Regions from separate parts of the Homo sapiens genome. Here region 1 is linked to region 2. Evidence: read pairs that join two places in POLR2A ChIA-PET (ENCODE). Cell type or tissue: GM12878. All regions are shown on one strand.

The links. Peaks named below come from ENCODE experiments on the same cell type or tissue, not always from the same donor. Only the 100,000 strongest peaks of a DNase experiment are listed, where the experiment ranks them.
Region 1: POLR2A ChIA-PET joins it to region 2 with 5 read pairs; 3 of 35 experiments call an interaction of 5 or more read pairs at or near these places.

What each region holds. Positions count from the first base shown.
Region 1 is chr12:6,864,029-6,866,528 of GRCh38, reverse strand. USP5 (ubiquitin specific peptidase 5) reads right to left here. Exons shown (of 20, transcript NM_001098536.2): 17 at 2,334-2,479; 18 at 1,654-1,807; 19 at 1,281-1,365; 20 at 1-545. The coding sequence ends at 452. Among named protein-coding and RNA genes, the nearest start is that of TPI1, 2.3 kb to the left of the region's middle. RefSeq lists enhancers at 1-82, 83-745. In GM12878, no CTCF peak of the experiment used is centred here; no DNase peak of the experiment used is centred here.
Region 2 is chr12:6,442,585-6,445,084 of GRCh38, reverse strand. It overlaps CD27 (CD27 molecule), which reads right to left and starts at 130. Exons shown (of 6, transcript NM_001242.5): 1 at 1-130. CD27-AS1 (CD27 antisense RNA 1) reads left to right here. Exons shown (of 6, transcript NR_015382.2): 5 at 1,368-1,539. RefSeq lists enhancers at 899-948, 969-1,038 and silencers at 2,029-2,108, 2,209-2,348. In GM12878, no CTCF peak of the experiment used is centred here; a DNase peak (open chromatin) is centred at 1,437; H3K4me3 peaks cover 2,311 bases; H3K27ac peaks cover 2,500 bases.

The sequences.
Region 1 (2,500 bases), 420 kb before region 2:
GGGGTCCCTATTTCCCTCACATCCCTCCTTGACCAACCACACAGGGGCAAACAAAGGGGGAGGGGAGGCACAGGTGATCGCTCCACTGGGAGAGGATGCACAAAGCTACACCCACGCGCACAAACGAGACCCCTCCCTCCACACCAGGGGGCTGGGCGGGGCGACACAGAGAAGCAGAGCACTGTGGATTCCGGGGGCAGGGGAAGCAACAAAGTCTCCTTACAGACAGGTGGCCGGCCCCTCCCGTCCCCGTCCTGCTCCATCCCCAGAGTCTATCGCTGCCCCTCTGCTCTGCCCAGCCATTCTCCCACGGCCTCCAGCTTCTTCCCTGCTGCCGGGGACAAAAGGAAAAAGGGTACAGAGCAGAGGGGCTGAAGTCCATCCCTCAGCCCCTCTCCCTCATGCCAGGTGGTCTTCCCCTGCCCTCATTGGTAAGGGGTGAGGCAGGCTCTTAGCTGGCCACTCTCTGGTAGAAGTAGATGTAGCCCAGGTCCTTGGGCGGCTTCTCGGAGGCACACACTTTCTGGTCATTGTAGATCACCCATCTGGGGAAGTGGGGAAAACAGAAAAGGATGAACAAACTGGGCATTCAAAGTGGCATCATGTAGTCTCTCAGACATGGCCCCTGGAAGTGCTCTCCACACTCTCTGCCCATACCCCAAATCCACAGCCCAGCCACCATGTGCCTTAAGGGAGCTTCACAACCTCACAAGGGTCACGGACCCTATTATGTCTTCAGATCCTCCAGTACCTTTACAACCACCCTCCACCCATTCCAGGGAGGCAGGGGGTTGGTAAACTTTTTCTGGCAAGGGCCAGATAGTATTTGAGGTTCTGCAGGCTCTCTCTCTGGTCTCTGACACAACGACTCAACTTTCCTGCCGCAGCGTGAAAACAGGCACAAACAACACATAAACAAGTGTGTCCAGGTTCCAGTGAAAATTTATTTACAAAGGCAGGGGGCCTGGCCAGGCACGGTAGCTCATGCCTGTAATCCTAGCACTTTGGGAGGCCGAGGCAGAAGGATCACTTGAGCTCAGGAGTTCAAGACCAGCCTGGGCAACATAGTGAGATCCCATCTCTATTTAAAAAAAAAGCTGGTGGCCAGATCCAACCCTTGGGCCAATCACTGCTGCAAGACCTTCTGTCACTCTCTGGCACTTTATGTCCCCATCAGGCAGTCCCTTCACCTTCTCCCATAGCTATCCCAAGGACTTCCAAATGGCCCTCCTCATTCCCACCACCATTCTCCATTCAAAACGCATGTGGCCAGCACTCACCTGCCTTCTTTCTTGATGTGGCAGACGTAGTGACCACACATGGTAGAGGTGCCCATGTGACTAATGAAGGCAAAGAGCTGATACTCTAGGAAAGGAGAGAGGGGGTCAGAGAAGGAAACAGAAGAGGAATGCTTGAGTGATGGCCCAAAGATCCAGACAACAGCTCAGACTCAGGACAGGAGTTTCAGGGAATGTGAGGCAGGTACTGGGCCAGAGCCTGTCTCCATGTCAGAGAACCCCACCCTCAGATGCCACGTTGAGGTGGAAAGAAGCCCCTGACTCCTGAGGAGGGCAGAGCTGCCTGAATGAGGGATCTGGTGTAGTAGACTGACCAGATTCCACCAGGCCTGTCCTGCTTCCTGGGGATACTCACTTCCAGGACCATCCCGGACTTTAGGTCCCACTGGCACAGACTCAGAGATGGAGTCGGCAGCTGAGCGGCCCTCTGAGATGTCCATGGCAGCTTCAGCATCCAGGTCGTCAATGTGACTGAAGATCCAGTCCACAGCCCGTTCTAAACTATTGTTCTTGGAGAGGAAGGAAGCATTACTTTTTTTCTTGAGACGGAGTCTTGCTCTGTCGCCCAGGCTGGAGTGCAGTGGCGCGATCTCGGCTCACTGCAAGCTCCGCCTCCCGGGTTCACGCCTTTCTCCTGCCTCAGCCTCCCAAGTAGCTGGGACTACAGACGCCCACCACCACGCTTGGTTAATTTTTTGTATTTTTCGTAGAGACGGGGTTTCACCGTGTTAGCCAGGATGGTCTTGATCTGCTGACCGCGTGATCCGCCCACCTCACCCTCCCAAAGTGCTGGGATTACAGGCGTGAGCCACCGCGCCCGGCCAAACAGAAGCATTACATTTTTAACAAGTTCTGGGGCAAAAAACCCAGCAGTGAACGCAGGCTTCAGCTCCTTCATCGCAGCCACAAAAGAGTGGTGCCCAACCTCGGCCAGACCACACCTGTTGTCTTTGGTCTTGCTCAAGAAGGATGGCCCCTCATTCCCACCCCCTTCTTCCCCACTGGCCCCATGTCCTTAGCTGGGGCAGCCCATACCGTGGCCCGCAGCGCTTTCAAGGCCTGGTCCCGGGAGAAGCCCATGGAGACAATGGTGGTCACACAGTCCTCAGGAGGGGGGTCGGCTGCTGCGCTTGTGGAGCCCGGCCCACTAGAGCCAGGCAGGATGAGGGGGTTTGCAAAATCTGTGGATGTGAAGGGGTTGA
Region 2 (2,500 bases):
AGGCGGCTCCTTTCTGTGCCCAGTTGCTGATGCTGGCCTCTGGAGTTAGCACCTCCAAGCTGGGCGCTGCTGTCTCTTCTTTGCACCCCCTGGGCAGTGGCTGCTTCAGGTGGCAAGCCAACCTTTGAAGGCAGAATCTCTATTGTGGCTGTTTTTTTTTTCTCTCTCATAGCAGCAACCTCCACCCCCTTCCCCTTCCGTGTGCTGGGGAGAGTATTAAAGAGCAAACTCTGTGAGACCTGCTGCTCTTCAAACATGCTTCCTCCAACACATGAGCCTTCCTTAGTTTCCGCCTCTCCTGCTCATGAAGCACGTAGCCCACTGACTCCTGCTTCTTTGACAAAAAGGTGATGGACACACAGTTGCTCACCCCTCCTATTCATGCACTTGTGCACAAAGGTGCCCACGTTACCCCCCCCCACCCACCCCCCCGTCCACAGTTTACAGACGAATTCGCAGGACTCCTGTCTCCCATACCTGCATCCCTCCTTTCACAGACAACAGTTGAAAGAAGGAAGGAGAACCAGAATTGAGCACAGGTCCACAAGCTCTTATCTGAAACTTTGGGGGTCAGATAAGTTTTGGAATTCAGAATTTTTCAGGTTTATACAGAAACCAGCACCACAAAACACCCTTGGGGAGTTGGGGTAGTCTCATAATCAAACGCAACATTTCTGCAGCAAAACTATTGAATATTTACACCAACTGGGAGGAAGCTTAAATAGCCTTGTCTCAATTGAGGTCTGGTTTGATGGCCAAACGAGTTTGCTACAGAATGCTCAGAATTGCAAGCAAGGGGTGTAGAGCTGCCTCTCTTCTGTCACACTCTGACCGATCACCTATGCTCTCCTTTAATCCTCATGTCAGTCTCTGATGTGGGTGCCACCTACTGCCCACATGGCCTTCCCTCTCAGACCCTTGCTCACTCCTCACTTTTGTGCCATCTTTATCCTCCCCTTTCCCACCTCTGGCTGTGTCAGTCACTGGTGTCCTGGATCGCCTGGAGCATCTTCTCTCCTAGCCTTGGGCACTTGGGATTAAAGGTAGCTTCCTACGGGGGTCATCTCTTTTTTATTTTCCCAGTTCTCCCAGCAAGACTGATTTCGGGATATTGGAAACAGCTAGACTTTTCCCTCTTTGAGTCATGGGGACACACACGGGTCAACAGCCTCCTCCACTCTTTCCTCAGCAACCGATATGTGGAGTGGCTTATTTCCCCAGGAAGTTTTTAATTTAGGGGCTTTGCCGTTGTTTCCACACTGTTCATAAATGTCACACTGCTGTGGTCACACCTGTCAGATCTGTTCTCTATCTCACTCTGTAGTTTCCTTTCTCCTCATTTTCTCCATTCTCTTGTCTTTTCCCAGCCCCCTCTGCAGCTCTTCATGGGGGTCCACTCAAGTCAGAAGCCACATTTGGGTGTGATTCAGAGAGCTGTTTATGCAAAACCAGCTTTGTCACCATCAGGCAAGGCACCTGAATTCCCACCGCAGAGAGTGTTGTGGCCGTGAGGACTTTTCTGTCACCAGCCATTTCCAGGTTGTGGTAAATGTGTTCACTGCAGGCATGGGGCAGTGGGGTGGCTAGCTGACTGCAGGCCCTGGGAGGGTGGATGAGACCCTCAGAAGAATCATGAGGAACTGGGGACCTTTAGGAAGAAACTTGTCGAACAGGGACTTGCAGTTCGCTGAGCCTAGCAACCTTGAACCGACTGGGAACTGCTCACTAGCCTAACGCTGCTGTCCTCTGGGCCAAAGCCCATCTCCTCTTTTCTACATATCACTTCTCCAGGGGGTCAGAGCAGGAGCAGGGTCTGCCTGGCTTTCCTGGAGGGCCTCGGCCAAGAGGAGGAAGGCCAGGTTTCTGGACGTTTTTCTTTCCTAGGCAAATAGAATGAGCTCATCTCCAGCACTCTTTGCATCCACTTCTGGTGAGCCTTCCCCATCCTAGGCTGGCTCCCTGGACGGGACCTTCCTTTTTTTTTTTTTTCCTCCCTCCATTTCACTCTGTCACCCAGGCTAGAGTGCAATGATGCAATCTCAGCTCACTGCAACCTCTGTCTCCCAGGCTCAAGCCATTCTCACGCCTCAGCCTCCTGAGTAACTGGGATGACAGGTGCGTGCCACCACGCTCAGCTAATTTTTGTATTTTTAGTAGAGATGGAGTTTTGCCACGTTGGTCAGGCTGGCCTCAAGTTGATCCGCCCACCTTGGCTGGGATTACAGGGGAGAGCCACCGCGCCCAGCTTATTTTTTGTATTTTTAGTAGAGATGGGGTTTTGTCATGTTGGCCAGGCTGGACCAGAACACCTAGCCTCAGGTGATCTGCCTGCCTCGGCCTCCCAAAGTGCTGGGATTACAGGCACGAGCCACCATGCCTGGCTGGGCCCTTCCTTTTGTCTAGAGGCCCTGGGATGCAGCCCGCTGACATCTTCCTTGAAATCTCACACAACCACTTTCTCTTTTGGGGTCAGCCTCTCCCCCATGCCTGGCTGGGGCAT